Regions from separate parts of the Homo sapiens genome. Here region 1 is linked to region 2. The links are chromatin loops, found by intact Hi-C in ENCODE. Cell type or tissue: CD14-positive monocyte. All regions are shown on one strand.

Region 1 (5,000 bases), 130 kb before region 2:
AAGGCAACCTTTTTAGATTCAGGCTCTGCCCCACGTTTACTCCATGGCATAGATCATGATGAGAAGAATGGCCCATGTTCTTAAAATTTCCTTTCCCACCACCCCCGCAAATGTGTATAGCAAAATTCACGTAAGTTAAATGGCCGTACTCTCCTCTAGGATTTGAGATAAGAGAATGAGATTTGGGGTCAGAAAGGCCTGGCTGTACAAACTGTTACCTTATTTCTCTGAGTTTCAACATGCATATCTGTAACTCTGGGGTAATACTAATACCTGTCTAACACGCTCTCTGTGCCTGGGACTGCTCTAGGTTCCTCACTCATACAATATAGACAATTTAGCTAGCCCTGATGGGAAGGATAGAATAATATAATCTGCGTAAAGTTCTGGCACATCTCAGACTGCAATAAATGGTAGCTATCTTATTGCCTCCCTGCTGCTCTTCAGCCTCACCCTCTATGCCCCCCTACCACACATTTTCCACTTCATTCATTGACTCATTATTCTTTTATTAATTCAACAGATACCTACTGACCACTCTGGGCCTCCGAGGGATCAGCGATGGAGAGGTCCTGATAGTTCCCCTAATGGACTTTCTCTCCTGCCTCTCTGCCTTTACTGTTCCCTTGGCCCGAAACTGCCACATCTCAAATATGCCTGCCTCACAAACATGCCCTTTACACCTCAGCTCAGTCTTCACCTCCTCCATGAAGCTTTCTCTTATTCTACCATGAGCTGATAGTCACCAAATCCCATGTAAAGGCTGGAGTCCATTCCAATGGGTCATGGAATCATTCTATCTGGTCAGTCAGTACCAGTGGTAACATATCGTGAAAATCCCCTCTGATCCCACCTGCCCCCTCCCCACTCTATGTATATTTCCTTTGCTCTATTAGTGTCTTGTCTTGTCTTTTTTTTTTTTTTTTTTTTTTTGAGACAGAGTCTTGCTCTGTCACCCGGGCTGGAGTGCAATGTGATTTCCACTCACTGCAACTTCTGCCTCCCGGGTTCAAGTGATTCTCCCACTTCAGCCTCCCAAGTAGCTGGGATTACAGGTGTCCGCCACCATGCCTGGCTAATTTTTATATTTTTAGTAGAGACAGGATTTCACTATGTTGGTCAGGCTGGTCTCGAACTCCTGATAACTCAGGTGAGCCACTCGCCTCGGCCTCCTAGAGTGCTGGGATTACAGGCGTGAGCCACCACACCTGGCCTTATTCTGTATTTTCATTATTGGCTTTTCTTGTCTGTCTCCCCTACCTGACTGTAGGGCTCTGGAGGAAGGTTTGAATAGCTCATCTCTGTAGCTACTGAAGGGTAGCTGGCCAGGGCTGGCCACTGAAAGGTATCAAAAACGAAAAGGGGAAAAGGAGAAGATGGGTGGAAAATGAGAAACATGGGGGAAACAGAGCCGGGGTATTTTCAGCCCATGAAGAAGGGGCCACAGGCTATAAATCTGTCTTTATAAACAACCCCCCAGCCATCTGCCCCCAAAACTTTGGCACAAGAAGTCTCTGCCTTTTCTATAAAAAATTCAGCTCATATGAAAATTGTATATACATGTTGAGTATTATCTGGGCTTTGCATTTAGAAAAGAAAAAAAAAACTTTTGCTCTTGCCTGTGTCTGTTTCTTTGTCCAGCCCTTTGAGGCTCTGGTCTGTGAGTGTCTGTGCCAGTGTGCATGGCTGAGAATGGATGCTTTATGTGCAAAGGAAACACGGCTTTGCTTTGGCTGGTTCTCTGAACTCAGCTGCCAGTCACAGGGCTGGCTGCCTCGATCCGCTTCAAGGAAGTCTCACGTTTGTATTTTAGCTCTGTATTGAGGAGGCCACTGCCTTTCCAGGGTGGCTTCTGGGACATCCCCTGAATCAGGAATGCCTGGGGGCCATGGAAGTCTCAAGTGCCAGGCTTACAGATCAAGGGCACAGTGCCCTTATATGTCTTTCCCCTTGGGAGGATATCTCTGGCAGTGAAAAGGAGTCAGGTAGACATGGGTGCAAATCTGACTTTCATTTCCCAGATGTGTGATCTTGTACAAGCTTCTTGACCTCTCTATGCCTCAGTTTCCTCATCTGAAAAATGGAGAGAGCAGAATTGCCACCTCAATAGAGCTGCAGTGCAGAATAGGTAAGATAATGCATATGATCACATTTTGGGCTCTGAAAGGTCACGTGCACATGTTGATTTATTATTAATGCAACGGGAGGTTAAAATTGAAGTTTTACCTGAGGAACTAAGGTATGACAGCTGCTACAAGCCACAGGTGGGCTGAGGCCAGCCCAAGAGTGCAGGATTTACAAAAGTAAAATGCAAAAACCAGTTGCACATTTATCAAAGCTTGCCACCCCTTTGGAAGACAGAAAAGGGTTGGGTTTTGGAAATTTAGGAAAGATTTTGTGAAGACTTCTTTGGAAAAGGAGTCTGTGCCTTCAGCCTTAGCCCTAGTTCCTAGTGACTCCCAGAGAGCTTGTTTTGTGTGCCTTGCAACTGGGGGATTGTGGTGGGCTGGGGTCTGACTCATGCTTAAGGAAGCTGTAGTTGGTGGTAGCAGAGGAGAGGAAGTAGGGACATGGCCTACAATGGTTGGGCAACGATAGATGAGGCGGAGGGCAGGGGAAGGGGGTATTACATTCCTAGTAGGAATGTCAGCCTGGGGTCATTGTGAAAGGGATTCTGTCCAGAAGAAAGTACCTGGAGAGGCCAAGAAGGGGAATGGCGAGTTACTGGGCAAACAAAAAGCTCACCTGCATCGAGGCAGTTATAATCATTGGTGGGGCAGCAGGGCTGTCCCCAAATAACCTATAGAGCATTCAGGAGGGAAACTGTCAACTTAAAACATCTATCAGACTCAGAGAGGACAAAGCCAGTCTTTGACAGTACCGTCCAATTAAGAACTTCCTTATCCCCTTTACCTCCCTTCTCTATCCCCACGTGATTCTTGGAAGCACCAGAAAATAGGTTAGCAAGCTAGTGGAGGAGCAGAAAAGCCAGACCCACAGGTTTCTGTTGGCAGCAGGCCTTAGGGGAAAGAGGGAAGAAAATGTAAATAATGAATTGAAGCAACGTCCCTGATTTAAAGCAACCACAGGATGTTTTATTACTTAACAATGATTAGAAAACTCAAGGATCTGTCCATATTCTCATTCTGGGGCAAAGAATGGACTGAACACAATGAAGAGTTCTAAAGAGAAATGGGAGACAAAAATAAAGTTGCTTTAATGAGTCCTGCTTATTCAATGTATTGGATACATTATTACTTATCTAGCACTAACCATGTGCTAAACACTGTACAAAGCACTTTATGTTTTCAAAATAAGCCATGGAGATGGATGCTATTATAATTTCATTTTGCAAAGGAAGAAATTCAGAAGGGTTAGATAACCTGAGTTGGGTTTCAGGGAGGGTGGGCAGGAGCCAGGATTGGGGTCAGGCAGTGAGGCCCCAGAACTGGCCACCCTATCACTTTCCCTCTGCGGTGTCTCAGTTGGCAGATCAGACAAGGTATTTGGGGAAGGACTAAAGTTGTGCCTCATGCCTCCAAGTGCACTAAGCTAAAAATATTTCAGGAGTTCATGGGACTTTTCACCAATCCTTTTGGGAAAGGATTTCAGGGAGACATGCTGTTTGGGCTAGAATGACTTGGTTTTAAATATGAAGACCCACTCCAGCTAGCTTAAGGAAAAAGAAGAACATTATCATAAGGATACTGGGATGTATTCGGGAAGCCTGTCACCACTCTCTCTGCCTCCATTCTTCTTGCTCATTCTCCTCCTTCTTTTCCCATTGCACACCCTGAAGTCCATTTTGCAGAGCAGGACTGCCCCAGTTTCCCAGTTAAGGGAACTTCAGTTCTAGTTCGAGGGAGACCAGTTGGCTGAATCCTGACTTGAAGTATAGAGCATGATTCAGTTAAATACATACTGAGCAACTGCTAGGTTATGGGTTTTATTTTAGGCATTTAAGATATAGCAGTGCACAAAATAGATAAAAAGGGCGGGGAGGAACAAACACCAAAACAAAAAATCCTGCCCTCGAGGTGTTGAGAGGTGGGTGTTCCCACTGGAAGAGTGGGGTTCTGATTGGTCTTTCTTGGTCAGCTGACCTCTTCTCCTGGCTCAATCATCTGTGCCCAGGGGTGGGGCCACAGGGTACCGCGGAAGTGGCTGTATGCCGGTACCTGCGACTGAGCTGGGATCGGAGTCCTGGGCCGCTTGTCCCTGAAACCGTCGGTCCGAGCCAGAAGACTTCACGCACAGTCCAATTGGTTCTAGCAAGCCTTCAGCCCCTGAACAGTGGTGGCGACCAGCTGCTAGATCCTACTGACGTTCTCTCTCGGGTGGGCCCCCACTCATTAGCCTTGCCCCAGTATGTTTCATACTGGGTTTGACACACAATTGTCCTTTATCTCACCCCCTTTTGTGTTGGATGAAGCTAAACCTTATTTTACCCGTTGCTTTTTGCTCTTCTTTCCTTCCTGATGAGCCTTTTAAAGGAGGAAATGGGGAAGTCTCCCCCTGGCCTGGTGCGGGCAGCAGCTGAGGCGGAGCCTGGGGGTGACAGAGCACACAGAGAGAGGACAGACTATCCCGGAACTATTGTCCCCCAGATGGTCTCCTCTGAGGCAGTGACACTGCTTTGTACAGCTGGGCCTGGCTGCGGGAGCTGGCTGAAAGGGCCTTGTCAGAGTGCCCTCAGCCTTCCTTGTCTGGCTGGCTGGGATTGGCGAGGACCTGGACAGCCAGGGTCCTCGCCTGCTTCCTGTTTGATGGGCACTGCGATCGACGTTGGTAAAGCCAGCTGCTGCTTTTCAATTGGCCGGGTTCTGGGCCTCCCCGCCTTCCAACCATTTCTACAGCGTTTTTTTTTTTTTTTTCGTTCCTTTTTTCTTCTTTTTTTAAAACATGAGCACTGCACATTCAGTAATGCAATAGATTGCATCAGATGCTGCATTTGCCAGCCTCAGCACCGAGCTACACTCCTCACTGCTGCAGCAAGGATG
Region 2 (5,000 bases):
CTCCCTCGGTCTCTGCTTAGACCACTCTAGTTAACATGGCTACTTCCCCAACGTGCACTCGCCTTCTCCCTTCCCTGCTGTATTTTTCTCCCTAGCACTGATCACATCTAACAGTATTGCATATTTTACTCATTTGTTTTTTGTCTGTATCCTCCTGCTAGTTCTAATATGTCAATTTTTAGAACTTTCTTCTATTTTGTTCATAGCTATGCTGCCTATAGCAGGTACTTAATAAATATTTGTTGAAAGGAGAAATATGTTAACCCAGTCCTTGCCAATAAGAACCACAAGGGCTGACTTAGGAATGGGCACGAGACCCAATTTAGGCAACGGAGATGCAAGGGAGGCTGACTGGAGACTTCTAGGAAAGCCTGGAAGAGACGGTGTGTAGATGTGTAGCTGCAATGCCACAACCACTGCTGCCTTGTGGGGTGAGGGATTCGGGTCGGGGTCAGTGCTGGCGGCACCCCAGCAGGGTGGAACTGAAGGAGAGGGGACACCAGACTCGGCCAGTCCCCAGCTTACCACTTCTTTGTTGTTTATGCCAATCAGAGACTTTTTGCTTTTGTTTCTGTTTGTTTTCATTTTTAAGATTGTCTGGGAGGTGGTTGTAGCATTTTTTTTTTTTGAGACAGAGTCTTGCTCTGTCACCAAGATGGAGTGCAGTGGCGCAATCTCGGCTCACTGAACCTCCGCCTCCTGGGTTCAAGTGATTCTCCTGCCTCAGCCTCCCAAGTAGCTGGGACTACAGGCGCATGCAGCTAATGTGTGTGTGTGTGTGTTTGTGTTTTGTAGTTTTAGTAGAGACGGAATTTCACCAGGTTGGCCAGGATGGTCTCGATCTCTTGACCTCGTGATCCGCCCACCTCGGCCTCCCAAAGTGCTGGGATTACAGGCGTGAGCCAGCATGCCCGGCCAGTCATAGCCCTTTTAAACAAATTAAAACTCTCCAAGTATGACCTGACTTTTTCTCCGGACACAAAAAGGATTCCTTTCTGAGGGCAGCACTCCCTTTAGGGCTGCAGCTCTGGAAGCCAAAGCATCAAGGAGTGAGTCCCAGTTTTGCCATCAACTTGCAAGTCTGCTTCCCAAGGGAGGCCTCAGTTTCCCCGTTCTTGAAGGAGAAAAGCCTGAATGTCTCCTCCCAACTGGGAGAGTCTATGATGATCCCTGATGTTTTGGGATTCTGTTCCTTATTTCAGCTTCACACTGCTCACAGAGTAGGCAACAGGACCATGCTTGCCAAATGAACTATCTGACCAAGAAAACCAAATCAAAGTGGTCCCACCCTTCTCTCCAGCACACCATGACGGGATGTAGCTATAGCTCAGCGTAGGGTGGCAATGCAGGAGCAGTAAAGGGAGGTGTTGGAGGGGTCTCAACTGAAGAAGACACTGGATGGCCTGAGAGGGAGGTTGAAGGTGGCATCGCTTTTCATGTGAGTTCATTGCTCACTTAACAAGCACCTACCAGGTGCCCGCTGTGGTGGGCCAGCACCCTCAGCAGGTGCTGGAGCCATGGGCTCTGATGTTAGTGTTGAGTCCTTATGGAGTGCCAGCACTTTCTATGCATTGTCTCACTCCCTCTTCACAATATCCCCATGGGGTAGCTACCGATATAGTCTGTTTGGTACTAAGGAAATTGGGGCCCAGAGAGGGTAAGAAAAGTGCTCTGTCTACTGAGTGAGAAAGTGTCACAGCTGAGATTTGAACCCAGGTCATCAACTCCTGACTCCCGAGCCATGCTCTTAACTACTTCCCAATGGCTCCTGCTACAGGAATTTGACCCTGTCCATTCACTGGACATAGGCATGCCCAGTTTCTGGACATCGACTCTGGCCCTGTGCTGGCAACTGAGGGTACAGCCAAAAATTGGACCCTCCAGAGCCCATGGAGGGGCTCCAAGGTCTCAGCACAAGACCCAGCTGTCGAGATGCACGTGAGAAAACCCATAGCCTATTGGCCTGGTACCACACACAGAGGCCTGTTCCCACTTAGGTTCAGAGAGTTTGGCCCACTCATCCATCCATCCGTCCATCCATCCATCCATCCACTTACTTATTCATAGCTCACTCATTCACTTAACAAACATTCACTCAACCCCTGTGGCCCACTCTGTACTAGGCTCTGTGCTAAGACTTGGGGATAAACCTAACTAAGAGAGACCGGGTCATTGACTCACAACTGAGGGTATAAAGGAGAGTCAGGCAGTAAACACAGAAGAAGATGAGATGGTTCAGGGTGGGGTGAGTGCTGGGAGGTCAATAAAATCAGGCGGAGAAGTAGAGAGTGACTGAAGAGAGACCAGGAATGAGAGAGGCAATTTAGGTGGGGTGGTTAAAGGAGGTCCCTAAGGAGATGACTTACAATGTGGCCAGAATGAGGAGAAAGGGCCAGCCCAGGGGAGAAGCGAGCACAAAGCCTGCACGGTTCAGAAGAATTGGAGTGTGCTAGGAGGTGATAGAAGGCCTCTTTGGACTGGGAGCAAGTGGCCTCTGTGATGCTGGGGTGTGGTCAGGTCCAGACCTGCACACCCTGTATCTACAACTGATGCTCACTCCAGCAGCCAGTGCCTGGCTCCTTCCGCAGGGGCCTCTCTTGGAAACATTCCAGCTCATAGCCGTGACTGTGGTTGAGGCCCTTCCTTCTCCAGGGTGGGGCTGGCAGGTGTCACCAGTCTCTGCCGTCATGGGTCAAGGAGTGGGGCCTTCCTGAAAGGGCGTCAGCCGTGACTGACCTTAGCTTGGCCTCTACATTCTTCAGACCGTGGGTTTCTTCCCCCAGCCCCAGGGGTGGGGGCTTTCTGAAGCCTTCTGTGCTGCAGCAGAGAGAGGCTAAGAGACTGGCCTGAGGTCGCTCAGCAGGTCCGGGGGACAGATGGGTCTAGAATTCCTCCTTTTTTGTCTCCAGTTTCTTTCCATGATCCTCCATCCTAGGTGGTCTCTCTCTAGGCAGAATATAGCCTTCCTTATTCCTGAACGTTTAACCCAGCCTGGGCTTGAATAAAGCAATATGTGGGGAAAAGGGCACAGTTTCCTTGGACCTGTGCTTTTCTTATATCAGTGTTTAATGTTCCCTATAATCATCCATTTGTCCATTTATTTGTTTCCAGCAGTCATATATTCATTCAACTCAAGAATCACAAAACATCCACGCTGTGAATTACCAGGAAGAACAAGTAGAGGCCTTATCTTTCATGATCTCACAGCCTAGCCAAGGGCTCAGGGTACATCAAGGATTGCCGGTGCAGGGTGTGGGGGCAGGGCGGAGGGCAGTGGGAACAGTTACAATAGTTACCATGCAATGACTGGATTGCATCAAAAGCAAAAGCAAATTATGTTGGAGTACAGATGACAAAGTAACCAGCTGCTCGGGTAGTCAGGGAAGGCTTCACAGAGGAAGGGACATTTGAGCTGGGTCTTGGAGAATCAATAGGAGTTTGCTAAACAAATCATTCAGGATATTGATATTCTGGGTAGAGGGACCTGCATGGGCAAAAGCACAGCCAAATGCTGGAAAGGAAACAGGATGGAACCCGGCTAAAGAAGGTAACAGCTGGGCTGGGCGCGGTGGCTCACGCCTGTAATCCCAACACTTTGGGAGGCCGAGGCGGGCGGATCATGAGGTCAGGAGATCGAGACCACGGTGAAACCCCGTCTCTACTAAAAATACAAAAAATTAGCTGGGCGCAGTGGCGGGCGCCTGTAGTCCCAGCTACTCGGGAGGCTGAGGCAGGAGAATGGCGTGAACCCGGAAGGCGGAGCTTGCAGTGAGCGGAGATCGCACCACAGCACTCCCACCTGGGCGACAGAACGAGACTCCGTCTCAAAAAAAAAAAAAAAAAGAAGATAACAGCTATCATGTATTATTTGGAGTGATTAGTGTATCCAAGTGTTTTGCATCTACTTAATCATCATAACAAGCTTCTGAAGTGTCATTTGCGCCATTTTTACAGGTAGAGAATTTGAGGCCCAGAACAGGGAAGTCACTTGTCAAAGGTCACACAGCTAGTAAGAGGCAAAGCCAGGATTCAGGCCAGGTCTGCCTGACACTTGTATCCTTCACTCCTCCCTCTCAGGCTGAGATGTCAGGGTGAGGACAGTTATGTCAGGAAACCCCAAGAAGACCTAACTTGTTTCAGAATCTGCAGTGCAGTGGCCTGGCAGCCTAGCAGAAGACGCTGCAGAGTTCTCTTTCTGGATCCCTTCCTTGCCCTCCCTGCCGGGACTAAGTCTGTGTTCTGTCACCTGCCTCTCCATCCATCCATGTCCTGCAGGTCTTGTCTCAGCTGACCCCAAGTGAAAGAGGGTCACAGGAAGAACAGACATCACCTCATTTCCAAGGATGGCTCTGTGCACGGAGATGAGGTCTCGCCAGCAAATAAAGGGGCCTCTGCAGAGGCAGAAGAGCCAGGGGTGCTGACAGGCACATTCTCCAAAGCCAAGCGACAGTCTAATTACAGGCCGGCTCTGTAATGAGAAGCGCAGGCTGGTTGGGGCAATCCGGCACGGCTCATGGCTCACGGCTCTGAGGCAAAGAGGGGCAGTCAGCATCCAGGCCGGCAGGAGGGCCCTGGGGAGAGACCACCAGCTCAGCTGTCTCCAGACCACACACGTGCTGACTCTGGAGAGGGTGAAGGGGAGATGAGAGAGAACCAGGCTGAATACTGGTCGTGGACCAGGTGCTAAGCTGGGACTTTTACCTCCATCTCTCATGTAATCCCCCAACAGCCAGGAGAAACAGGTGTAATTTGCTGTTTCGTAGAGGAGAAAATGGAGGCTCCCAGAAGTGAAGCAAATTTCTCAAAGCTCATGCACCTGAGAATGGTGACGTGGGCTTCCGACTAAGGTGTGAGGGAAACTAAAAGCCTGTTTTCTTCCCGGGGGAAATAAAGGAAGAGGCGGTTCCATTCTGGAGCTGAGAGAGACCATGAGGAACAGGAAGAAACAGGCTTGGCTGTGGCCCAACCAGGTGCGCGCCCCCACCACCAAAAAAAATATG

Evidence for each region. Peaks named below come from ENCODE experiments on the same cell type or tissue, not always from the same donor. Only the 100,000 strongest peaks of a DNase experiment are listed, where the experiment ranks them.
Region 1: it touches region 2 in a loop (1.9-fold over the local background); 2 of 110 quality-filtered maps call a loop at or near these places.

What each region holds. Positions count from the first base shown.
Region 1 is chr5:173,866,258-173,871,257 of GRCh38, reverse strand. No RefSeq gene overlaps it. Among named protein-coding and RNA genes, the nearest start is that of CPEB4, 20 kb to the left of the region's middle. In CD14-positive monocyte, no CTCF peak of the experiment used is centred here; DNase peaks (open chromatin) are centred at 2,537, 4,617 and 4,787; H3K4me3 peaks cover 2,582 bases; H3K27ac peaks cover 3,367 bases.
Region 2 is chr5:173,734,874-173,739,873 of GRCh38, reverse strand. All of the region lies in intron 1 of LINC01484 (long intergenic non-protein coding RNA 1484), which reads left to right. Among named protein-coding and RNA genes, the nearest start is that of LINC01484, 8.8 kb to the left of the region's middle. RefSeq lists an enhancer at 2,579-2,738. In CD14-positive monocyte, no CTCF peak of the experiment used is centred here; a DNase peak (open chromatin) is centred at 2,683.